5 separate regions of the Homo sapiens genome follow, and all the other regions are linked to region 4. Evidence: chromatin loops called from intact Hi-C (ENCODE). Cell type or tissue: B cell. All regions are shown on one strand. Region 1 overlaps LOC105375322 (a long non-coding RNA gene). Region 2 holds the start of ZNF138 (zinc finger protein 138). Region 3 holds the start of LINC02848 (long intergenic non-protein coding RNA 2848). Region 4 holds the start of ZNF680 (zinc finger protein 680). Region 5 holds the start of ZNF107 (zinc finger protein 107).

The links. A loop is a pair of places that touch in the nucleus more often than their neighbours do. Peaks named below come from ENCODE experiments on the same cell type or tissue, not always from the same donor. Only the 100,000 strongest peaks of a DNase experiment are listed, where the experiment ranks them.
Region 1: a loop joins it to region 4, with 11 times the contacts of the local background. A loop is called at or near these places in 44 of 110 quality-filtered maps.
Region 2: it touches region 4 in a loop (16-fold over the local background); 15 of 110 quality-filtered maps call a loop at or near these places.
Region 3: a loop joins it to region 4, with 36 times the contacts of the local background. A loop is called at or near these places in 4 of 110 quality-filtered maps.
Region 5: it touches region 4 in a loop (12-fold over the local background); 29 of 110 quality-filtered maps call a loop at or near these places.

The regions. Positions count from the first base shown.
Region 1 is chr7:64,304,618-64,309,617 of GRCh38, forward strand. It overlaps LOC105375322 (a long non-coding RNA gene), which reads right to left. Exons shown (of 5, transcript XR_927582.2): 1 at 2,881-5,000. Among named protein-coding and RNA genes, the nearest start is that of ZNF736, 6.8 kb to the right of the region's middle. RefSeq lists enhancers at 2,316-2,365, 3,156-3,315. In B cell, no CTCF peak of the experiment used is centred here; DNase peaks (open chromatin) are centred at 674, 2,104 and 2,784; H3K4me3 peaks cover 2,947 bases; H3K27ac peaks cover 3,955 bases.
Region 2 is chr7:64,791,413-64,796,412 of GRCh38, forward strand. ZNF138 (zinc finger protein 138) reads left to right here and starts at 3,016. Exons shown (of 4, transcript NM_001271639.2): 1 at 3,016-3,159. The coding sequence starts at 3,157. RefSeq lists enhancers at 2,742-2,791, 3,032-3,271, 3,056-3,616. In B cell, no CTCF peak of the experiment used is centred here; a DNase peak (open chromatin) is centred at 2,959; H3K4me3 peaks cover 1,585 bases; H3K27ac peaks cover 1,967 bases.
Region 3 is chr7:63,898,074-63,903,073 of GRCh38, forward strand. It overlaps LINC02848 (long intergenic non-protein coding RNA 2848), which reads left to right and starts at 1,825. Exons shown (of 7, transcript NR_186803.1): 1 at 1,825-1,926; 2 at 2,265-2,372; 3 at 2,556-2,965. In B cell, no CTCF peak of the experiment used is centred here; DNase peaks (open chromatin) are centred at 2,208 and 2,668; H3K4me3 peaks cover 1,953 bases; H3K27ac peaks cover 1,063 bases.
Region 4 is chr7:64,560,462-64,565,461 of GRCh38, forward strand. It overlaps ZNF680 (zinc finger protein 680), which reads right to left and starts at 2,610. Exons shown (of 4, transcript NM_178558.5): 1 at 2,464-2,610. The coding sequence starts at 2,493. RefSeq lists an enhancer at 2,199-2,558 and a silencer at 2,659-2,768. In B cell, no CTCF peak of the experiment used is centred here; a DNase peak (open chromatin) is centred at 2,670; H3K4me3 peaks cover 1,768 bases; H3K27ac peaks cover 802 bases.
Region 5 is chr7:64,663,262-64,668,261 of GRCh38, forward strand. It overlaps ZNF107 (zinc finger protein 107), which reads left to right and starts at 2,872. Exons shown (of 4, transcript NM_001282359.2): 1 at 2,872-3,024. The coding sequence starts at 3,022. RefSeq lists enhancers at 2,610-2,759, 2,910-3,059, 3,080-3,199. In B cell, no CTCF peak of the experiment used is centred here; a DNase peak (open chromatin) is centred at 2,790; H3K4me3 peaks cover 2,839 bases; H3K27ac peaks cover 4,128 bases.

The DNA.
Region 1 (5,000 bases), 260 kb before region 4:
TGCAGCCACACACCAAACAGCAGTGCATCTAAACACAGGTCCCAAGACTCCTCTCCGTTAATCCTCATTTTAAAATGATGTGTAGGTTCACATTACAACATTCCCTTTCAACACTTGTGAGCAAGTGTAATCAGACACCCTTACCTAAAGAGGGAACAGGGAGTAGGGTGAGAATACTGAGGGATAGGGGAGGGATGCAAGCACTTTACCACACAGACTGTGACTAAGGGCCTTACTTTTAAAAAGAGCAGCACCCAGCTGGCGTGGTGGCTCACGCCTGTAACCCCAGCAGTTTGGGAGGCCAAGGAGGGTGGATCACCTGAGGTCAGTAGTTTGAGACCAGCCTGGCCAACATCATGAAGCCTTGTCTCTACTAAATATACAAAAATTAGCCAGGCGTGATGGCAAATGCCTGTAAAGCAAGCTACTTGGGAGGCTGAGGCAGGAAAATTGTGTGAACCCGGGAGGCGGAGTTTGCAGTGAGCCGAGATTGCACCACTTCACTCCAGCCTGGGTGACAGAATGAGACTCTGTCTCAAAGAAAAAAAAAAAAAAGACTAGAGCCCCAGTATTGTGCTGTCATCTCCCTATACTTCCTCATCTTGCCACCTGCATAGATGACACATGGTTTCTCTTCCTTTCTTTACAAAGGCAGTGACGAATCTAGGTGTAATTAATCCTGAAGTGGTAAATTCTTCACAAGTTTCGCAAGTACAGTAATAGATTTCCATGGTCACAATCATGTTTTCCCATTTTTTTTGATAGTGTACCACATTCAGAAATCACAAATGAAAAACTATTGGAATGTGTGACATGAATGAACTATCACTTCCCTGTAGATTAACACCCGGGTTATTACAGATTAGATATAAAAACAAGAAAGCTTGTACCAACTTTCTGAAAGTAACTTTCTTTTTTTTTTTTTTTTTTTTCTGAGATGGAGTCTTGCTCTGTCGCCCAGGCTGGAGTGCAGTGGTGCAACCTCAGATCACTGCAACCTCCACCTCCTGCCTCAGCCTCCCATGTAGCTGAGATTACAGGCACACACCACCATGCCCAGCTAATTTTTGTATTTTTAGTAGAGATGGGGTTTCACCATGTTGGCCAGGCTGGTCTCAAACTCCTGGCCTCAGGTGATCCACACGCCTTGGCCTCCCAAAGTGCTGGGATTACAGGTGTGAGCCACTGTGCCCCGCCAAAAGTAACTGTTTCTGAGTACTTAGTATTTTAGGGACATCAATTATTAAGAGGCTACATGGAAGCAGAAGTGCTCCTGGATGTTTCCACTATCTAGACAGAACATTTCAACAGATCAGTCCCAGCAAGTTCAGTTCCATCCCTGACTGCAGAAGGTCATGAGCTTTCCATCCAAAGCAGAGATGTTAAACCTCACAGGTTCAAATGCCTTCCAAATGATCTACACCTTGAAAGTTGCTCCCACAAAGCTGGAGTGCCATCTGTTCCAGAGAGAGCTGGTCACCATCTATGTCTTTGAGACACTGGCCAGTCAGGTCTAAGGTGAGATGAAGCCATGATCACATGTGTAAAATATCAAAACAATCATTACCTTTAGGTTGATTTTTGGAGGCCTAGCCCCTTAAATGGGTTGGTAAAAATGGCCCACCCAGACACATGCCTGGAAACACTGGGGCTTTCTCCTCTGCTTTTAGCAGATCCCGGGTAAGCCAATAATTACTCTCCCTCATGTCTCGACTTCTACTTCCACGAAAAAGGGGTCAGTGAGGTTGACATTTTCACCAAACCACAGCCCATGTTACCCACTGCAAAGCTCAAGTTGTTTACGGGCGGCCCAGGCAGCAAATTTCTCCCAAATGCTGCTGAACTGGCGCTCTGCCTGGAGTAAGCAGAGGCCGGTGGCACAATGTACAATGTCTCAGACAGCCATCAGGCCAGTTTCTGTAGTAGTTTAGGAAAGCAGGCGGCTCCATGGGCTGAAGGAGGCGCGATGCCATGGAAAAACCAGCGGATAAGGATAAAGAGAGGAAGAGCTGCTCAGCCGGAGGTAGGACCTGCCAGATTTGGGCAAAAGCCCAGATTTATCCCTTATATCTCTCTCCAAACTCACTCCCCATGGAGACAGGGCAGCAGGGGGTGAGCGGGCAGCACTGCTTTGCCAGGTCCACACCACCCTGCCCCTCCCACTGAGCCCGGTGCCTGCTGGAATTGTAGTCCTGCAGCCAGGCGACCAGAGAGCCGGGAGCCGTTAAGAGACTACAACGTCCCCGCACGCCCGGCGAGGTGCGCAGCGCCCTGCCTCTCTTTCTTCTTCTTTCTTCTTTCTTCTTCTTCTTCTTCTTCTTTTTTTTTTTTTTTGAGACAGAGTCTCCCTCTGTCGCCCAGGCTGGAGTGCAGTGGCGCGATCTCGGCTCACTGCAACCTCCGCCTCCGGGGTTCAAGACTGCCTCAGCCTCCCGAGTAGTTGGGACTACAGGCGCCCGCCACCACGCGCGGCTAATTTTTTGTATTTTTAGTAGAGACGGGGTTTCACCGTGTTAGCCAGGATAGTCTCGATCTCCTGACCTCGTGATCCGCCTGCCTCGGCTTCCCAAAGAGCTGGGATTACAGGCGAAAACCACCGCGCCCTGCCGCCCTGCCGCCCTGCCGCCCTGCCTCTCTTTCTAAAGCTATGCCCAAACCCCGAGCCCGGAGCATGCCGGGATTGTAGTCCTGCAGTCCTGCAACCTAGGGACTGCGAGAGGTTAAGAGACTACATCTCTCAGCATGTCTAGCTAGGCGCGCACCGCCGTGTCCCCAGGGCTTCGCACCGCCCCCAGACTTGCGCATGCTGGGATTGTAATACTGTCGCCTTGCCACCAACGGGCTACGAGCGGTTAAGAGACTACAGCTCCCAGGATGTACGGTGATGGCACCCGTTTGGACTCCGCCCCTCTGCGCGTCTAGAGCTGTTCTCCCGTGCGGAGGGGATCCTGGCTGTTCCCAAATCTCGCCTGCCTGCGAGGAGCCAGCGTGGCCCGGGCAGCTGATCTCAACCTGTGATTGTGACATCACCCCTACCTGAGGAAGCCTCTTCCAGCCTGCTCAAGGTTGCCGTAGTTAGGTTTACCCTCCCTTCCTTCCCTCACCCCGTCCTTTCCCTCATCCCTGCCCCTTCCTCTGTCCCACGCGGCTTTCAGACATGCATAGTGCAGCCCCTCAGTAAAGGTGCAGCTAATGGCCCGTGGGCCTAGCAGTTGTCAGGCCTTTTGGGAGCCCATGATGGGAGCTCCCTGGTAAGTGAAACCGTCAATTAACTGCCTAAAATGACAATACCCCGTCTCTGGTATCTTTGCACTTGCCTCTTCAAAGCCACCTTTTCCTTTCTCTCTCTCTGGACTGTCACAGATCCTCCTCTGTACCCCAAGAACACCCCATTGGATTTCCGGGCTGGCTGCTTGGCCTACACACCTGGGTCAGGCCTCTCGCAGGGATGCGCCTGCCACTGTAATAAAGAGGAGAAAACGTCACACGGGAAAGGCCTGACTCCTTCGTACAATCAGAATACTCAACTGCACAGAGAAGGGACCCCTTTAAGCCACTTTGGGAGCCACATCCACCACTCTGTGACTCCCACACAGGCTGGTTCCCAGGTATCAGGTGTCCTAGTGTTAACACGGGCCAAAAGGACAAAACAGGACCCTAGGTCCTTCCCAAAACATTAGGAAAGTTTGTGTACTGAGGTAATGTACAATGTCTTTTTGCCCTGAATAGGGCTCCCTTAAAAACTCTTTTAATAATCATTTTTAAATATATCTCTGGAACCACTTTTAGTAATTTGCTGAAGGAACATAAAAGTAATTACCTTAATTCATGTTTTTCTTTTAGTTTTTCAGATTAACTAAGTAATTCATATTGTACATTTCTGAAATTGAAGTACGCACAGCTTCAATTCTGTGCAGGGAGGATGCAGCAGGAGAGAATATCCTGGGCACATCTTTCTGGAGAATCACTTTTACTACAAGATTTGTAAGAAACAAATTTATTTCCAAGGTAAGAAATTAAAACTCTAAAACAAGGCTAGAAAGTCATCTGCCTTTAATAACCCTTAGTCATCTGTGCCTGATATGTGAGACTTTCTCCAAGATAAATCTCTCAAGGATAACCTATTTTCCATCATTATAATTAGTAAAAATTAGAAATTTTAGAAAGTCAATTGGAAGCCCTGTCCTGCCAGTTTCTTAAATCACAATGTGGCCTTTGTACGATTTTACTTGGATTTTCTTTTTGGAATCTGTTGACTGCTTGGATATAAAATGTGGGGTTTTGACAAATTTTTGCAAGTTTTCAGCTATTGTTACTTTTGCACCCCATTTAATTTTTCTGTCCCTTCACTCTTTCTAGGACACAATCTGCCCACAGATTGTAAGACTCTGTTCATTTTCTTCAAACTTTTTTTACTCTTTTTTTCAGATTGAATAATTTCAATTGTTCTGTCTTTTTCTAATCTATGAATCAACCTAAAAGTACTATTTAAAATTTCATTATCTTTCTATTTGGTTCTTTTTAATAATGTGCATTTCTCTGCTGAGATTCCACATGTATTCATTCATTATGAGAATTTTTTTTCTTCACCCCATGACTATAGTTTTAATAGCTGCTCTCAAATACTTGACTGCTGATAACAACATCTTGGACATTTTGGGGATAGCTTTTAATGCCTATGTTTTATCTTGTGTATGGATAACATTTTTGTGTTTCTTCTCATGTCTCTTAAATTTTAAAATTGTATTTTAAAAACTGTAAATAATACTTATAGAGACTCTGGATCCTGTTGTATTCCTTTGAAGAGTGTTGTTAGTTTTTGAAGAGGGAGTTAATTTGGCTGGATTCAAATTCAAATGCCTGTCTCCCTTTCCGTGGGCACAGCTAAAATTATCATTCGCTTCTTATCCCCACATATATCATATGTATGATATATAGATGTGTGTTTCTATATAATATATGACATTGTATCCAGATTTTACCATTATTTGTAAGAGTAG
Region 2 (5,000 bases), 230 kb after region 4:
CATTGCCTGGCCATTACTCTTCTAAATAAGCATCATTTGTTAGGTCTTTTTTTTTTTTTTTTTTTCATGGTTCAGGGTAAAAAAATCAGGCATTGGTTAGACATTTATCCTTCATAATAGTCTCTATAGCAGATTCTACTGCAAAGGCTATGGTTACACAATAGACTTTTTTTACTAAAGTTGTGCTAAATAATGGAATTTCTTGAGATTACTTATTGCATAAACAGAAAAGTATCTGTGTAGTTGCTAATATGCATAGTTGCACATGGAGAAATATATTATAGAGATTATACAGAAATATATTACACGTATTACAGAGATTCAGTTACGGGGGTTTAAGAAACAGGCTGCTTGGTTGAAATGAGGAGACCATTTATTTAGCTGATAACTTGGTCTATCTCTCAAAATTGAGAAGATAACCAAAAAGGAGAAATTGTTAAATTATAGCCTGAAGCTCTCTGTTTTCATGTTTAATTTTGGTCAGTAGGTTTTTTGTTTGTTTGTTTTTCTTTTTTTTTTTTTTTTGGTACATACTAAACTGAAACCTAACTGGATATGTAAGTAGATTATAACCCATTCCTGTACCAGCCACTGTGATTTTGCCAATAAAAGGACATCAACTCTTCAAACCATGTTCAAATAAGGCAAATCCCAAGCTGTAATCAATTTGGCTGTTTCTGTACCTCAATTTCATTTTCTGTATGCCACTTTGCTTTTTCTGTTGATCAATTTTTTTACCATGTTGCTGTGCTGGAGTCTCTCTGAGCCTATTCTGGGCCCACAGGCTGCCTGATTTGCAAATCATTCTTTGTTCATTTAGACTCTGTTACATTCAATTTCTCTGAAGGTTTTGTTTTTTTTTTTAGATGTTTACAGATTTTATCTATGATAAAAAATAAGTAATGTGTTGCTGGGCTTTGATTTTCTCAACTCATCCCTCATCTATCTTTTTCCACATATGCTATGTCCTTTTGAAATGCTCCTGCAACTTTTTTCTTTTCTGTTTCTTTTCTTTTCTTTTTTTTTTTTTGGAGAAAGGATCACACTCTCACCACCCAGGCTGAAGTGCAGTGTCGTAACCAATCATGGCTCACTGCAGCCTCGACCTTCCAGGCTCAAGTAATCCTCTTGCCTCTGCCACCTGAGTAGCTGGGACTACAGGATTGCCTCATGCTGGCTAATTTTTATTTTTATTTATTTTTATTTTTTATTTTTTTTGAGACGGAGTCTCGCTCTGTCACCCAGGCTGGAGTGCAGTGGTGGGATCTTGGCTCACTGCAAGCCCCATCTCGTGGGTTCATGCCATTCTCCTGCCTCAGCCTCCCGAGCAGCTGGGACTGTATTTTTAGTAGAGACGGGGTTTCACCGTGTTAGCCAGGATGGTCTCGATCTCCTGACCTCGTGATCTGCCCTCCTCGGCCTCCCAAAGTGCTGGGATTACAGGCATGAGCCACCGCGCCCGGCCATGACTGGCTAATTAAAAAAAAAAAAATTTTCATGCACATAGGATCTTAACTATGTTATTCAGGCTGCACTTGAACTCCTGAGCGCAAGTGATTCTCCCATCTCAGCTTGCCAAAGTGCTAGGATTATAGATGTGAGCTACCGTGTGCTTCTTCAATTTCTTAAGATTATTTCTAGCAATAATAATAAACAGTGCTATATGGGCACAAATCTAAAAGAAATCTGGCTTCTATTTTAGAAGTGTCACTCTCCAGGATTTCAAGGGTCAAATGGAGTTAATTCTGAGTCCCAGCCCAGCCACTTAATAGCTGTGGGTCTTTGCACAAATTTTTTTTTTTTTGATGTGGAAGAGTTATATAAACCACATATGCAAAAAAAGGCAGAATGATACTGATTGCAAAAATGTTAGCAATTTTTCATCCCTCCGCTATCCATGCCCATTGCCAGGTGCATTTACAGCTGTTTCCATTGAGATCCAGTTCTGTTTTCCAAACCCTAGATCTGGCTGGCCTTATTTGCTCAGGGCAGTAAAAACCTGTGAACAGTGCAGTGTGCTAGTTTGAGGCGTAGGCTCAAATGGTTTTGCATGCTTCTGTTTTTCTTTCAGAAGGCTACTATCTCCGCGAAAAAAGCCCATGTTAGCCAGATGGAAGATAAAATAGTATGGGGAGGAGAAGCAAGTTGCCTCTGTTGACAGCCTCAGAAGCAGAAGCTCACCCCCAGAAGCACAGCTGCCTAGTCAACAAGCAGCTGATGATACATGTCTGAAGGAACTCAGCTGAGGTCACAAGAATGGTCTCACTGAGCCCAGCCTAAATGACTAACCATCTCAATTAGAGTGAATTCCACCTGTTTATTCTTAAAGTTTGACTACTAGAAAATTTGGAATTCACATGTGCTCTGTAATCCCAGCACTTTGGGAGGCCGAGGCAGGTGGATCACCTGAGGTCAGGAGTTCGAGATCAGCCTGACCAACATGGCAAAATTCTGTCTCTATTAAATATACAAAAAGTAGCCGGGCGTGGAGGCGGGTGCCTGTAATCCCAATTACTCAGGAGGCTAAGGCAGGAGAATCACTTGAGCCCGAGATGCGGAGTTTGGGGTGAGCCGAAATCGTGCCACTGTGCTTGAGCCTGGGTGAGAGTGAGACTCTGTCTCAAAAAAAAAAAAGAAAAAAATCTCAGGCTGCCTGCTCAAAGGACCAGAAGCCAGTACGGTTATAAAATCTGGAATTTAAAAATAATTGTTATATTCAGATGTGAATAGCTATATGTTATTTATAAATGCATACGACCTTATACACAAGGTTAAATGCAAATGCCCTCTGGGGTGGGCCTGACTCAGCTCAGGGAGGAAGCCCTTCTGGAAAAGGCTGCTGCTTAGGTTTAACTCTGTCTTCCTTCAGCCCAGCACCTGAGCACATCTGTCACTCAGGGCCTGAGGGGGCGGGTTGTTAAACGTTATCCAATCAGGGACGCCGGGCTGGGAACGGTCCAATCAGGCACCCAGCTGGAGCGGACATGACGTCTTCCGGGAGGCGGCGGGGTCTTTGTCTCGCTGCAGCGGGTGCTGCAGGTCTGGCCTTCACTTTTCTGCGTCCTCTTACTCCTAGAGGCCCAGCCTCTGTGGCGCTGTGATCTGGTTATTGGGAGATTCACAGCTAAGACGCCAGGATCCCCCGGAAGCCTAGAAATGGTGAGAGTGCTGGGTCCGACATCCCGAGAGAGGGGGAGGGAGCTGGTTGGAACCGGTCGGAAGTGGCTGTGGCAGTACTCGGGTCTTCCCGCAGTCGGCTGCAAAATCCGCGGCCCCGAGTTCTTGGCACAGCTCGGCCCTCAGTCCCCTTAAGCCATAGCATGGCAGCTGGGCTGACAGCCGGAACCAGGCGTCCTGTCTCCTCCCTGCGCAGTGACTGTGCCCTGGCCTGGAGCCCTCTCTGAGCAGCTCTGCACCCGCAGCGATTGTGCAGAGACGACGGGAGGGTCGTCAGGGGAGAATCCTGACTCGGGGTGCTGGGTTCATGAATGGGAAGAGGTTTCCTCCGCGGGCTTCCCTGTCCCTCTTTTCCCCTATTAAAATTTATGAAAGTCACCGCAAAAAAATTAATTTAATCAAACAGTGATTCAAGAATTGTGGAGCACCCAGCTGTGGTTTGCAGTAGTGGTCCGTGGGAGGGGTTTGAAGGAAACACTTGTATAAGGTGTATGATAAAACCAAATTCAGTAATTGGTTAGTAGAGTTATGTAGTTTCTTAATTTGTACAATGAAGGAGGAAATTTCCTGGTCATGTAATCAGAGGTTAATTGGCAGTTTACAGTTGGTTAAACATGAATTTTATTTTTCACAAGGTAGTAATTTACAAAAAAATGCATTTGAGTTAGATTTTTTTAAAACCAGAAACCCTGGGACTGGAGCGACCTCAGTCTAATTGCCTGCCACTTAATTATTTTCACACTCCACAGGGGACAGATCTTCCCCTTCATTTTTCACATGTGTCCCAAGCAGGGTCTCAAGACTCCTCCCCCTCCCCATTTCCCATTCCTTCAGCCTAACTCTGGCTTGCAGTAAAATACTAAATTTCCAGTTCCTTCTGACATTCCCAAATGCCAACTTCCCCTTCCTAATTCACATTATCAACTATTTGTCCTTTAGTGTACATTTGAAATACTGTATTTTAATTAATCATTTTTTGACAAAGCATGGATGGCATTTTAAAAAAGATTTGTTATCTGTTTGTAAATATTTCCCATGAGAAGAAACCAAAGACTCATCCCCTGATGCTGTATTGTAAAAAATCTCTGTGCCTTTTTTTTTTTTTTTAAATCTTCCCTAGGTACAGAGATCTTATCAGAATATTTTTGGGTCAAGGTTTCCCTTTGGAAACTTTATAAGGTAATGTGTCCTTAGTCACTCTTCAGTTTTTTCCTTGGTCCTGGGTTTCAGTACTTTCTGAGGATAAATCAAAATATCCACTGTGGCTGTGTATGCTAGAATCTCTGGTAAATTTCAGCTCCTGGCCTGGAATGAACTCTGGTTATCTGGGAATGGGAGACAGAGGACAACCTGAGGTTGGAGTGTAGCCTCTCAAGGGAGCAGGTGAATGCCCTGGGGCTGAGAGGAATCTCCTGGTGTACTCTTCCTTTGAAAAGCAAACCCTTTGAGAAGTTAAGATTGTCTTCAAACCAACCCAGTGTCCATTTCCGGAGACATATTGCTGGTCAATCAATCATATGCTGGTATTGAGGGGAGAACACAGAAATAATTTCGGCCCACTGGATTCTCTAAGATTTGTGAAAGAAATGATAGTATCCAAAAAGACAAATCAAACCTTACCCCAGTGAGATGGTTCAAGAACTTGCAAAGTGAAATGTACTTGGGGCAGTCACTGAGGCATAGTGCAGCGTCTTCAGAGAGGGTGGTCTTCAGAGAGGGTGGTCGTTTAGCACTTAAGTGAGCAGGATGGGGTGGGAGAATCTCTCAAGTGATTGGGTGGCTTGACTTGACATGTGAGTGAGATACATCTGTTTTTTAATCAG
Region 3 (5,000 bases), 660 kb before region 4:
TCAGTAAGAACTGAATGAGGTTTTCAGCTGTGCCCACTGCAGGGTAGACAGGTATTGAGGTTTGAATCCAGCCCAATTAACACCTTTTGTAAAAAATAACACCGCTGTTAAAGGTACACAACAGAAATGAGAGTCTATATAATGATTCTTTACAGTTTTAGTACACAACTTTAAAATTCATGATACGTGTGAAGAAACACAAAAATAGAATCCATACGCAATTTAAAAAGCAGGCAGTAGGAGTGATCCTAAGATATTTAAGATGTTGTAATTCAGGATGTTTAAAGGCAGCTATTATAAATCTGTTCATGGGGGTAAAGGAAAATATTCTAACAATGAAGAGATGTGGAACCTCAGCAAAGACATGGAAATTACGAAATAATAGGAAGATAAGGAAATTTGAAAAATACTTTTGAGCTTATTCAAAGATTAGAAACAGAAGACAGAGCAATAGAAGTTGTCCATTCTGAATAAAAGAGTGAAAAAGCTTTAAGAAAATGAAGTCTTAGAGACCTGTAGAGTGATTGAGTCCAAGTTGGACAGGGAACAGAAAAATTAAATGAGGTACAAAGTTAATCACCAACTAATGGCTGAAAACTTCCAAAAATTGGTCAACCACCCCCCCCCGCCCAAGTTTTATACCCAACATGTCAACAAACCCCTCCAAAAAATACAAATAAAACCCTACCAAGGCCATATTGTGATTTAGGAGACTGGCAGAGGAGAGCTTCCTGTTGACTTGCTGTGATTTCTAATTTTAACTACTTAGAAGAATAAAAAATAGGGTCTCCTTAGAGTTTCTTTTTTTTTTTTTCTTGGAGAAAGTCTGACTTAGGCACAGATGACTGACAGTTTTTAAAGGTAGATGAGTTTCCAGACTTCTCTTAAATTTCCAGTGTGTTAACGTTGAAAATTATTTGAACTTGTTGCTTCCAAATCCTGCAGTAATACTGATGCTCCAGAAAGGCGTCCCATGGAGATTCTGCTCTTGTGCATCCATCCTGCACGGAGCTGAGGCTGTGCCTCCTCTAGTTTCATTAGCGTGTAGTTGTGGGGTACTTCGAGTTAATCTGAAAAACTCAGTGTTAAAATGGATTCAGGCCGGGCGCAGTGGCTCACGCCTGCAATCCCAGCATTTTGGGTGGCCAAGGCGGGCAGATCACTTGAGTTCAGGAGTTCGAGACCAGCCTGGCCCACATGGTGAAACCCAATCTCTACTAAAAAATGCAAAAATTAGCCGGGCGTGGTGGCGGTTGTCTGTAATTTCATCTACTCGGGAGGCTGAGGCAGGAGAATCGCTTGAACCCGGGAAGTGGAGGTTGCAGTGAGCCCAGATCGAGTCACAGCATTCCAGCCTGGGCTACAAAGCAAGACTGCGTGTCAGAAAAAGAAAAGAAAAATGGATTCAAAGATTTATCACTGTTAAGTTCCACCAGCAAATTATTAAATGTGGTTCCAAAGGGATATTTAAAAAGGGAAATTAAAATTGTTTCCAAGAAAGCCCTATTCACAGCAGAAACGTAGACACTGTACCTGACCTCACCACACAAAGTTCCCTCATGTGTTGGGAGGGACCAAGGGGCTCTCTGGTCCTGCACCTGCGTTAATTATGGCCGGGAGGTCCGCAGTAGGACCCTAAGGGCTAGGAACCAGCCTGGGTCAGGGGCAGAGAAGTGGTGGATGTGGCTCCCAAAGTGGCTTAGGGGTTCCCTTCCCTGTGGCTGTTTCCTGACTGGATGCAGCAGGGTCAGGCCTTTCAGTGTGACGTTTTCTACTCTTTATTAGAGTGGCAGGAGCGTCCCTGTGCGAGGCCTGACCCAGGTGTGGGCCTTGCAGCCAGCTCGGGGTCCAAGGGGCACTCCTGCGGTGCTGCAAAGGAGGATTTGTGACAACCCAGAGGATGGAGGAAACGGCGGCTTTGAAAAGGCAAGTGCCAAGTTATCAGGGATCGCTTATATCCATTTCTGGCAGTGAACTGACAATTTCAGACACTCAGGAGGGAGCTTCCCGCGTGGGATCACAAAAAGTCCGAGAAGTGTCAGACATCTGGCCATTAACCCCATTCCTACGCAGGGACTACACTGCCGCTTGTCCGAAGGGGCGTGTCAGGGGCGGAGCGAGGATGAGGGGCGGTGCCAATAAAAGAGGCGGGGGAGAAGGGGCGGTGCTGAGGGGAGAGGCCGGGCCAAGGGAAGAAGCGTGCGAGAAAGGGTGGGGCGAGTCCAGCTACAGGAAGAGTAGCGTTACTATGGCAACCCTGACAGGTTTGTGAGCAGCCCCCGGTCCCCTGCCGCTCCGTGAGAAATCAAACTTCAGGCACTGACGAAGCATGAAGCCAGCATCTTAGGAAGAGGTAGTGACATAATTACAAGGTAGGACCAACCGCCCTGGTCCCACTGTCGCCTGGCAGGCAGGAGAGGTTTGGGAACAGCCAGGCTCCCCTTGACATGGCAGTACTGCTCTGGACGCGGGGAGGTGTGGATTAGTGGGTGGGAGCTACACCTGGCATACTGGGAGTTGTCGTCTTTGATTAGCTTCCAGTTTTTTAATTGCAGGGCGACCGGATTACAATCACAGCCAGCATGAACATGGGGCGGCGCACAGTCCTGAAGAGGAAAGCCGGGCTGTGTTGACCTCGCTGTGCATGCTGGGAGTTGTAGTCTCTTCACTGCTCCCGCCCGTTGTTTCAGGCACTTCGGGACTACAATCCCAGCATGACCCGGGCTCGGGGACGGGGCGCAGTTCTCGTGGGAGGAGCGGGGCGGTGAGAGCCTGGCTAGGCAGGCTGGAAACAGTAGCTCTTAACGGTCCCCCGCCCGTTGGTGGCAAGGCGGCTGGACTGGAATCCCAGCAGGCGACATGCGAGGAGGCGGGCAGCCCAGGAGGGTTGGACACGGCAATGTGGACCTCGCCGCTTCCACAACGATGCTGGCTACTGATCGCGTGCACTTCCTTGCCAAAGAAAGTGAGTCCGGAGAGGGACAGGAGGGGCAGGTCCGGGCTGGGCAGTGAGGAGGGCGTGACGCCGCGATGTACACCTCGCCCTTGTCAAACTGGGACGGGTGTAGTCCTCACCCCACTTCCCGCTGCTCAGCTGGGTTCCCTCTCCCACCTGTACCCAGGGTCTTTCCTGGCCATCGCGCCTCCTGCAGCCCAGGGAGCCACCGGCTTTCCTAAGCTGCTGTGGGAACTGGCCTGAGGTCCAGGCGCTGTCCATTGTGCCGCTGCCCTCTTTTCTCTCCAGCCAGAGCGCAGTTCCGCCGCTGTGGGGAGAAATCCGCCGCCTGGCCCGCCAGTGCACAAGTTCAGAGCTTTGCACGGGGTGACATGGGCTGTGGCTTCGTGAAAATGTCACCCTCACCAGCGACTTTTTCGCGGATGTGGATATTGAGGGGGCAGGGAGGGCCATTATTGGCTTACCCAGGAGATGCTAAAAGCAGAGGAGAAAATTTCAGTTCCCAGGCGTGTGTCTCTGGTGCGCCATTTTTCACCAACCCATTTGGTAGAAAGTCCCCCAAATAGCTACCTAAAGATTAGGATGGTTTAGGTATTTTACACGTGATATCATTGGCCTCATCTCAACAAATGTCTGACTGGCCAGTGTCTCAAACACAGATGGCAGCCTGATCCTCAGGAACAGGTGGTGCTCCAGCTTTGTGGGAGCGACTTTCAAGGTGTGGACCATTTGGGGAGTCTTTGTAACTCCTCAGGCTTCACATCTTTGCTTTGAATGGAAAGCTCATCACCCCCCGGCACTCCCGGAGGTACCTTTACTCTCTCGGGCTGATCTGTTGACCTTTTCTGTCTAGACAATGGGAACTTCTGGGATCACTTCTAGTTTCGTGTAATTGATGTCCCTAATTTCCATATGTCCCCAGGGACAGTCCCTTTGATTCTGGAATGGCGCCAGCTTTTATGCTTTTTATGTCTAATCCGTAAAAACCAAGGTGTTCATCTACATGAAAATAAGACCTTGTTCGTATCGCACGTTCCAACAGGCTTCATTTGTGATTCCTGAATGTGGATTACCATAAAAAAAAACCCTAAAAACCCTGGTCATGGATATTAGACACTGTTATTGTACTTTGTGAAGAATTTACTCCTTCAGGATTAATTGCACACGGGCTCATCAGCACCTTTGTCAATAAAGGAACAAGAACCATGTGGTGTCTATGGATGTGGTGAGATGAGGAAGAGCCACAGCGCAGCGGTTCTTCTCTTGTTTTCAATAGAGTCTGTGGGGTCAAGTACCTGCGTTTCTCCCCCATCCCCCAATATTCTCATTCCACTCCTGAGTGTTCCGTCTTTAGGTGGAAGTTTCTAAATACACTTGTCCGCAAGTGTTGGTGGGGATGTTGTAACGTGAGGGCATCCATCATCCATCACCTTAAAGATAAATGGAGAGGATTTTGTGGTCTGTGTTCAAGAGGCACTGCTGTTGGGTGTGTTGCTGCCAAAACACGTGATCTCAGCTGTCCCCAGCAGCTGTCTTAGAAGATTGGTCCTGATGTAGCCACAGCTGCTGTTCACAGAGCCAGGAGCTCTTTGCAGTTTGGTGTATTCTGCTGAGATTTATGGCTCCGACCCTCCTCTGCTCTGCCATTCCTGGTAGTAACTGCTCAGCTGCCTGGTTTGCTCCAGTGTCCTGGGACCCTGTTATGTAACTGCATTTCAGAGGGTCTTAAGAGATTCTACCCTCACTACACCAGTCACTCTACACTGGCCGTGCACTTAGCTTCTTGGAGCCCTGCTTGTGTCCTCTTAAGTGGAGCTGTGAAGAGTTCTAGTTAGGGATAGATCTCGTTCTTATGCGCTTCAGGCTTATTAGAAAGCTGATCATCTCGTCTTTGGACACATGGACATTGTTACTTTTGTGTATTTTGAAGTCCGATGCTGTTTTTTTTTTAAATAAAAAAAAAATGTGGACCCTAGCAGTAACAGTCACTTTTAAATATCTTTGTGAATTTAACTCTGGCAACAACTCGATGATGTTGGCATGC
Region 4 (5,000 bases):
ATTTTTTCCCTAGATAGCTAGCATTCTAAAAGTTAAGGCTTGGAATTCTGTTTGAAATTACCCAGCTAGGCTGGGTGCGGTGTCTCATGCCTGTAATCCCAATACTTTGGGAGGCCAAGGCGGGTGGATCACCTGAGATCAAGAGTTTGAGACCAGACTGGCCAACATGGTGAAACCTCATCCCTACTAAAAATACAAAAATTAGCTGAGTGTGGTGGCTAGCGCCTGTAGTCTCAGCTACTCAGGAGGCTGAGGGAGGAGAATCGCTTGAACCCAAGAGACAGAGGTTGCAGTGAGCCAAGATCATGTGACTGCACTCCAGCCTGGGTGACAGAATGAGACTGTCTCAAAAAAAAAAAAAATTACCCAGCCGTAAAAAAACTACCTGTGACAATTACTAAACTCAGTCTGGAAAACAAAATAGTAAATGAGAATTTTTAACAAATGGAATATATGTAGATATTAATTTTTTTCTGAAACTCACCTCTTTTACACCATTCGTAAATATTTTACCTTTTAATTTCCTTTACAAATTTTTCACTATTTGTCTTTCACTCTTTTTTCATCATTTTTTTTCACTATTTTTCTGCCCCCTTAGAGAATCCAGAAATTATTTCTATGTTTTTCCCTCAATACCAGCATCTGATTGACCAGCAATGTGTCCCAAGGAAACGGAAGCTGAGTTGGGTGAAGACAATCTTAATGTCTCAAGGTGTCAGCCTTTCCAAGGAAGAGTGCACCAGGAGATTTCTCTCAGCTCCAGGGCATCCACCTGCTCCCTCGAGAGGCTACACTTTGTACCTCAGGCAGTCCTGTGGGAGAAAATGACCCAGGAGCTGATATTCATTAGGCACTCTAGCAGACATAGTCATGGTGGGTATCATGGTTTATTCCCAGACAGTACTGAAACCCAGGACCAGGAAAAATCTGAAGGGTAGCCGAGGACACATCACCCCATAAAGTTTCCAAAGGGAAACTGTGACCCCCCAAAATTCTGATAAGATCTCTGTGCCTATGGAAGATAAAAGGAAAAGAGGCGCAGAGATTTTTTACAATAGTGTCCAGGGATTACTCTTTGCTTTCTTCTTACAGAAAATTTTTACAAACGGAAAACAAATCTTTTAAAAAGTACCATCCAATGATTTCTCAAAAAATGATTAATTAAAATATAGTATCAAAAATGTACACTAGGGCCGGGCGCGGTGGCTGACGCCTGTAATCCCAGCACTTTGGGAGGCCGAGGCGGGTGGATTACGAGGTCAGGAGATCAAGACCATCCTGGCTAACTTGGTGAAACCCTGTCCCTACTAAAAATACAAAAAAATTAGCCAGGCGTGGTGGCGGGCGCCTGTAGTCCCAGCTACTCAGGAGGCTGAGGCAGGAGAATGGCGTCAACCCAGGAGGCGGAGCTTGCAGTGAGCCGAGATCGCGCCACTGCACTCCAGCCTGGGCGACAGAGCAAGACTCCGTCTCAAAAAAAAAAAAAATTTACATTAGGCACAGTGGCTCACGCCTGTAATCCCAGCACTTTGAGAGGCCGAGGCGGGCAGATCACAAGGTCAGGAGTTCAAGACCAGCCTGTCCAACATGGTGAAACCCGTCTCTACTAAAAATACAAAAATTAGCCGGGCATGGTGGCGGGCGCCTGTAATCCCAGCTACTCGGGAGGCTGAGACAGGAGAATCACTTGAACCCGGGAGGCAGAGGTTGTAGTGAGCCGAGATCGTGCCACTGCACTTCAGCCTGGGCGACAGAGCGAGACTCCGTTTCAAAAAAAAAAAAAAAAAAATCTAACTCAAATACATTGTTTTTTGTAAAGTATTACATTGGGGGAAATAAAATTCTTGCTTAACCAACTATAAACTGCCAAGTACCCTCCGATTACATAACCAGAAAATTTCCACTTTGATCTTACAAATTAAGAAGTTATGTAACTGTACCTAACCGATTATTGAATTTGGTTTTATTCATCATACACCACTTAAAAGTCTTTCCTTCAAGCCCCTCCCATGGACCACAAATTACAAATCATAGCTGGGTGCTCTACGATTTTTGAACCACTCTTCTATTACATTTTTAAATATATTTGCAGTGACTTCCATGAATTTTTAATAGAAAAAAGGAGGGACTGGGACCCCATGGACCAAAGCGCTTCCCATTTATGAACCCTGCACCCCGAGTTATCGGCAGAGATGCGGCACTGCGGGTGCAGAGCTGCCCAGCGAGGGCTCCAGGCCAAGGCACAGTCACTGCGCAGGGAGGAGACATGACGCCCGGGGTCCGGCTGTCAGCCCAGCCGCCATCTTATGGCTGAAGGGGACTGAGGACCGAGCTGCGCCAAGGACAACTCGGGCCGCGGATTTTGGAGCCCAGTGCTTGGAGCCTGGAGTCCTGCCACAGCCACTTCCGACCGGTTCCAACCAGCCCCTCCCCCTCTCTCGGGGTGTCGGACCGCACTCTCACCATTTCTAGGCTTCCAGGTGGTCCTGGCATCTTAGCTGTGCATCTCCCAATACCTGCAGATAACGGAGTCACAGAGGCTGGGCCTCTAGGAGCAGAATACACAGAGCAGTAAAGACTAGACCTGGAGCTCCCGCAGCAGCTAGAGACAAAGGCCCCGCCAAATCCCGGAAGCCGTCCTGTCCGCTCCAGCTGCGTGCCTGATTGGACGGGTCCCAGCCCCGCGTCCCTGATTGGATAATGTTTAGGGCGCCACCCCCTAATGCCCTGAGTGACAGAATATGTGCTCAGCGGCTGGGCTGAACGTAGAAAGAGTGAAATCCAAGCTGCAGGGTTCTCAGGGAAGGGCTTCCTCCCTGAACGGACCAGGCTCACACCAGAGAGTATTTGCATATAACCCTGCGTATAAGGTCGTATGCCTTTATAAATAATATATTATGTGGCTATTCACACATGAAAATAATGCAATAACAATTATTTAAAATTTTCCAATTTTATGAGCTCCTGGCTTCTTGTCCTTTGAGCGGGTAGCCTGACATTTTTTTTTAAAAAGGCAGTCCTCTGAAATTGAATGTGAGCCACGTGAATTCTAAATTTTCTAGAAGGAAAATTTTAAAAAGAAAAAAAAACAGGAGGAATTCATTGTAGAAATTTAATTAACCCAATATATCCAAAATATTATCATTTTAATATGTGACCAGTATGTAATTATTAACAAAGTATATATATTTTGGAAAAAAAATTAAAACTATGTATTTTACCTTTCTACCACATCGCAGTTCAGACCAGCCACATTCCATGCACCCAGTAGCCACAGGTGGCCAATAGCTGCCACATTGAAGTGCAGCTCTGATGGCAGAAGATGAAATCCTGAACATCCCTTTTCTTTTTTCTTTTCTTTTCTTCCTTTCTTTTTATTTCCTTTCTCTTCTCTTCTTTTCTTTCTTTTCCTTTCTCTTCTCTTCTTTTCTTTTCAAACAGAGTCTTGCTCTTATGTCCAGGCTGGAGTGCAGTGGTGCAATCTCGGCTCACTGCAATCTCCACATTCCGGATTCAAGCAATTCTCCTGCCTTATTTTCCCCAGAGTAGCTGTGATTACAGGCATGTGCCACCATGCCTGGCTTATTTTTGTATTTTTAGTAGAAATGGAATTTTGCCATGTCAGCCAGGCTGGACTCAAACCCCTGACCTTAAGTAATCCTTCTGTCTCATCCTCCCAAAGTGCTGGGATTACAGCCATGAGCCACCACACTGGGCTTGAACATCCTTTTCCTGCCATAAATAAGGGGAAAGTCTTTCCCTACCAACATCTCTCTTCAGTTCCAAGGGTAGAACAGATAGTGGCCATAGAAAGAGCAGAGGACAGCAGGAATAAAATAACAACAGGAAGACCACCTGTTGCCCACCTTTCTTCCAGAGATCAGACAGTGAACAAAGGACGATGGGGCCACAGAAGAAGAATGCTCTATGTCTACAGATCCCTCCCTGGTCTTTCTTTTTCTTTTTTTCTTTTTTGAGACAGAGTTTTGCTCTTGTCACCCAGGCTGGAGTGCAATGGCGTGATCTCAACTCACTGCAACCTCTACCTCCCGGGTTCAAGTGATTCTAGTGCCTCAGCCTCCCGAATAGCTGGGATTACAGGCATGTGCCACCAAACCTGGCTAATTTTGTATTTTTAGTAGAGATGGGGTTTCTCCATGTTGGTCAGGGTTGTCTCAAACTCCCAACCTCAGGTGATCTGCCCACCTTGGCCTCCCAAAGTGCTGGGATTACAGGCATGAGCCACCACGCTCGGAAAACATTTTTATCTTCTAAACAAAACTCAATACCCCTGAAACAACTGCCCAATTTCCTATTATTTATCTTTTTCAAAATATCATTTTGGTTTCTGTTTCTAGCTATCTCATGTAAGTGGATTCGGACAGTATCTGTTTTTTGTGATTGTATACTTTATTTATGTTATTAAGATTCACCTCATTTTTTAATGTTACATTTCCTGATTTTGAAAAGTTGAGTTTAATATCTTCACTTATATCTTATTGTACACAGGAGAATTTATACTGGAGAGAAACCCTCAATCAGTTGTTGACACTTTCTTCAACTTTAGGAAATTTGTATTTTAGACAGACCCTATGAATAATATAATAAATAGAGAAAAACCATTTGTTCTAAGAAGTATACCTTAGAAAACACCAGAGTGTTCACATTAAATAATATTCTTCAAATTCAGTAAATGTAAAAAAAATTAGAAATCAAGTAGAAGTAATCATCAGGTAATTCGCAGTAGAAAACTCTAAGACACTAACATTTTAGACATTACTCTAAACAGTGTTTATTATACAGAGTAATCCAAAGTTAAAATATATCATTTACTTTTGTGTAAGACTAAAAGAAGCAAGGATTTATCTTTTGAGGCGTTATAGTTATATTTGACTTTTCTTGTTTTGCATGAAAAGAATTTTAAATTTTCAAAATATGAATGTTGAGGTAATTTAACTCTCAAATCACTTGATGTTATGCCTTCATTTGTAGCATTTATA
Region 5 (5,000 bases), 100 kb after region 4:
TGCCTGGCCAAATTCTCACAATCTTTACCTAATTCAAACAATATAATTCTAACGTTATCAGAAATCTGTGCTCAACTCATCTGGGCCTTTTCCATCTTTTCATGAACCTCCTTGAATACACAGTACTCTAGGATTTTTCATGCTTTTAAAGTTTTTAGAAACTACATCAGAATTAAGCCATTAACTGTGGAAATGACTTTCATGGTTATAAAGAAACAAATTAAAAGAAATTGATTATATCTGTTGCCTACAATAATTTATCATAATAACCATAATTATGAATAAGAGCGTATACTCAGATACATTAGAGTTTTAGAAATTTCATACAATTTTGACATAAATATTAATAACATATTTATTAAAATATAAGTCGAAGGAGGTCAAATATATATATATAGTTTTAAGACAGAATCTCGCTCTGTCACCCAGGCTAGAGAGTAATGTCACAATCTCAGCTCACTGGAACCTCTGCCTCCTGGATTCAAGCGATTCTCCTGCCTCAGCCTCCTGAGTTGCTGGGATTACAGGCACCCACCACCACGTCTGGCTTAATTTTTGTATTTTTAGTAGAGACAGGGTTTTGCCATGTTGGCAAGGCTGGTCTTGAATTCCTGACCTCAGGTGATCCATCTGCCTCAGCCTCCCAAAGTCCTGGGATTACAGGCATAAGCTACCACGCCTGGCAAACATTATTTTTATTTTGATAATGCTTCCATGTAAGTTAACTTTTTTTTTTTTCAGTCGAAGTTTTGCTCTTGTTGCCCAGGTGGGAGTGCAATGGAGCGATCTTGGCTCACTGCAACCTCTGCCTCCCAGGTTCAAGCCATTCTCCATTCTCCAGCCTCAGCCTCCTGAGTAGCTCAGATTACAGGCGCTCACCACCATGCCCAGTTAATTTTTGTATTTTTAGTAGAGACAGGGTTTCATCATGTTGGCCAGGATGGTCTCCATCTCTTGACCTGGTGATCTGCCCGCCTCCCCCTGCCTGTTTATCACTCTTTTGCATGCTGCATTGACACTCTATAGCATCCAAAAGTTTGGGGTGTAAAAAAAAGACACTTTTAAAGCAAAATTTGATGTTGGGAAGCCTGTCAAATATGTCATAGGGTTAAAACACTTCACTAAAATAGGACCACAGATCACCATAAAATAATAGTCATTTATTTATCCAAAGTGATAATTAAAAGATTTTAAAAACAAAATCATTTACTGTTTGATACAGGAGATTCAGTTTTCCAGTCAAAAAACCTGAGAAAGACTGCATGAGAAAAATTCTCTTTTTTACTTTCTTTATTTTAAAATTTATTCAAAAGGTGGACAAAAATATTGTACTATGTCATATTGATATGTAAAATTTTTGTTCAAAAGAAAATCAACTTTTACTTTTGTATTACTGTATTATTAATACTAAAGCTAACTTTAATAAAACCTTATAAATAAATCCATCAAATGTGTCATTTTTGGCTACTGTAGATTTTCATAAATATTTTATAGTCTATTATAATAAATTTTTCAACTTTTTATATTATATTTTTGGTTTTTTCTTTTTTCAATTTGAAACAATCATTAAGTAATTTCAAACTAGATAAAATGTTTCTAACTTTCTTCCTTAAAAGCATATTTTACTTTTGTTTATACATTCTCTATGCAGAATTGTTTTTCATACATCTAGTAGTTTTAATTATATACATATTAATTACATTAATTCTTAACAACCTTAGGTTATTTTATTCCTGCTGTCCTCTGCTCTTTTTATGGCCACGGTCTGTTCCACCTCAGAACTGAAGAGAGATGTTGGTAGGGAGAGGCTCTTCCCTCACCTCTGGCAGAAAAGGAATGTTCAGGCCCTTCAAACCCCTGTTGTCAAAGCTGCACTTTAATGTGACAGCTATTGGCCATGTATGGCTACTGGGTGTCCGGAATGTGGCTGGTCAGAACTGCGATGTGCTAGAAAGGTAAAATACAGAGTTAAAGATTTAGTTCCAAAAATATACACACTTTATTAATAATTACATATTGCTCAGATATTAATATAATATTTTTGATATAGTGGGTTAATTAAATGGTTAGAATGAATTCCACCTGTTTCTTCTTCCTTCCTTTTTTTTTTTTTTTTTTTTTGAGACGGAGTCTCACTCCGTCGTCCAGGCTGGAGTGCAGTGGCACTATCTCGGTTCACTGCAAGCTCTGCCTCCTGGGTTCACACCATTCTCCTGCCTCAGCCTCCCGAGTAGCTGGGACTACAGGCCCCCGCCACCGCGCCGGGCTAATTTTTTGTATTTTTAGTAGAGACGGGGTTTCACCGTGTTAGCCAGGATGGTCTCGATCTCCTGACCTCGTGATCCGCCCACCACGGCCTCCCAAAGTGCTGGGATTACAGGCGTGAGCCACCGCGCCTGGCCTTCTTCTTCCTTCTTGAAGTTTGACTGCTAGAAAATTTAGAATACACATGTGGCTCACGTTTTATTTCAGAGGATTGCCTCCTTTTTAAACTCTCAATCGGCCTGCTCAAAGGACCAGAATTCAGAAAGGGCATAAAATCTGGAATTTTAAAATAATTGTTATATTATTTTCATGTGTGAATAGCCACATAATATATTATTTATAAATGCATATGACTTTATATACAGGTTAAATGCAAATGCCTTCTGGGGTGGACCTGGCTCAACTCAGGGAGGAGCCCTGCCTGAAAAGGCTGCAGCTTAGGTTTCACTTTATCTTCTTCCAGCCCAGCATCTGAGCACAGCTTCTGTCACTCAGGGCCTGAGGGAGCAGGGCAGCAAACGTTATCCAATCAGGACTGCTGGGCTGGGAACCGTCCAATCAGGCACGCAGCTGGAGCGGACAGGACGGCTTCCGGGATTTGGCGGGGCCTTTGTCTCTGGCTGCAGCCGGAGCTCCTGCTCTCCTCCTCACTGCTCAGTGTCCTCTGCTCCTAGAGGCCCAGCCTCTGTGTCCCTGTGACCTGCAGATATTGGGAGATCCACAGCTAAGACGCCGGGACTCCCTGGAAACCTAGAAATGGTGAGAGTGCTGGGTCCGACATCCCGAGAGAGGGGGAGGGGCTGGTTGGAACCGATCGGAAGTGGCTGTGGCTGGACTCGGGCCTCCAAAGTCCGCGGCCCCAAGTTCTCCTTGGCGCAGCTCGGCCCTCAGTCCCCCGCGGCCCCGAGTTCTCCTTGGCGCAGCTCGGTCCTCAGTCCCCTTCAGCCGTAAGATGGCGGCTGGGCTGACAGCCGGGACCCTGGGCGTCCTGTCTCCTCCCTGCTCAGTGACTGTGCCCTGGCCTGGAGCCCTCTCCGGGCGGCTTTGCACCCGCAGCGCGGCATCTCTCCCCGATTGTGCAGGGATGCCGGGAGGGTCATCAGGGGAGAATCCTGACTCGGGATGCGGGGTTCATGAATGGGAAAAGCTTTAGTCTGTGGGGTTCCTAGTCCATCTTTTTTCTCTTAAAAATCTATGGAAGTCACCACAAAAATGTTAAAGAATTTAATCAAAGAGTAATTGAAGAATTATAGAGCACCCAGCTGTGGTTTGTAGTTTATTTTCCATGGGAGGGGCTTGAAGAAAAGACTTTTAGAAGGTGCATGATAAAGGAAAGCAAACTCAATAATTGGTTAGGTAGAGTTACGTAGTTTCTTAGTTTTAGATGAAGGTGGAAATTTTCTGGTCACGTAATCAGAGCTTAATTGGCAGTTCATGGTTGATTAAGTCTAAATTTTGTTTTCCCCAATGTAGTAATTTACAAAAAAAAAGCATTTGAGTTAGATTTTTTAAAAAGTAAAAACCCTGGGACTAGAGCCACCTCAGTCTAATTGCCTGCCATTTAGTTATTTTCACACTCCACAGGGGACAGATTTTCCCCTGCAACTTTCACGTGTCTCAAGCAGGGTCTCAAGACTACTCCCTATTCCCCATTCTTTTAGCCTAACTGACTTTCAGTAAAATGCTAAATTTCCAGTTTCCTTTGACATTCCCAAATCCCAGCTTCCCCTCCCTAATTCACATTATCAACTATTTGTCCTTTAGTGTACATTTTAGATACTGTATTTTAATTAATCATTGTTGACAAATTATTGGGTGGCACTTTAAACAAATTGTTTGCTGTTTGAAAATATTTCCAATGAGAAGAAAACAAAAAATAATCCCCTGACACTGTATTGTAAAAAAAAGTCTGTGCCTATTTTCCTTTTATCTTCCCTAGGCGCAGAGATCTTATCAGAATGTTTTTGGGTCAAGGTTTCCCTTTGGAAACTTTACAGGGTGATGTGTCCTCAGCCACCTTTCGGTTTTCTCCTGGTCCTGGGTTTCAGTACTGTCTGGGGATAAATCAAGATATCAACTGTGGCTGTGTATGCTAGAATCTCTAGTAAATTTCAGCTCCTGGCCTGGAATGGAACTCTGGGTATCTGGGAATGGGAGACAGAGGACAATCTGAGGTTGGAGTGTAGCCTCTCAAGGGAGCAGGTGGATGCCCTGGGGCTGAGAGGAATCTCCTGGTATACCCTTCCTTTGGAAAGCTAACCCTTTGAGGCATTAAGATTGTGTTCACTCAACCCGACTTCCATTTCTCAGAGGTACATTGCTGGTCAGCCAATCAGATGCTGGTATTGAGAGGAAAACTCAGAAATAATTTCTGCCCCCTGGATTCTCTAAGATTTGTGAAAGAAAAAATAGTATTCCAGAAGACAAAAAAAAAAAAAAATCAAACTTGACCCCAGTGAGATGGTACAAGAACTTGCAAAATGAAATGCACTTGGAGTAGTCACTGAGGCATAGGGCAGTGTCTACAGAGAGGGTGGTCATTGGGCACTTAAATGAGCAGGATGGGGTAGGAGAATCTAGTGTTTGGGTGGCCTGACTTGACACATGAGTCAGACACATCTGTTTTCTTTTTTTTTATTATTATTATACTTTAAGTTTTAGGGTACATGTGCATAACGTGCAGGTTTGTTACATATGTACACATGTGCCCTGTTGGTGTGCTGCACCCAGTAACT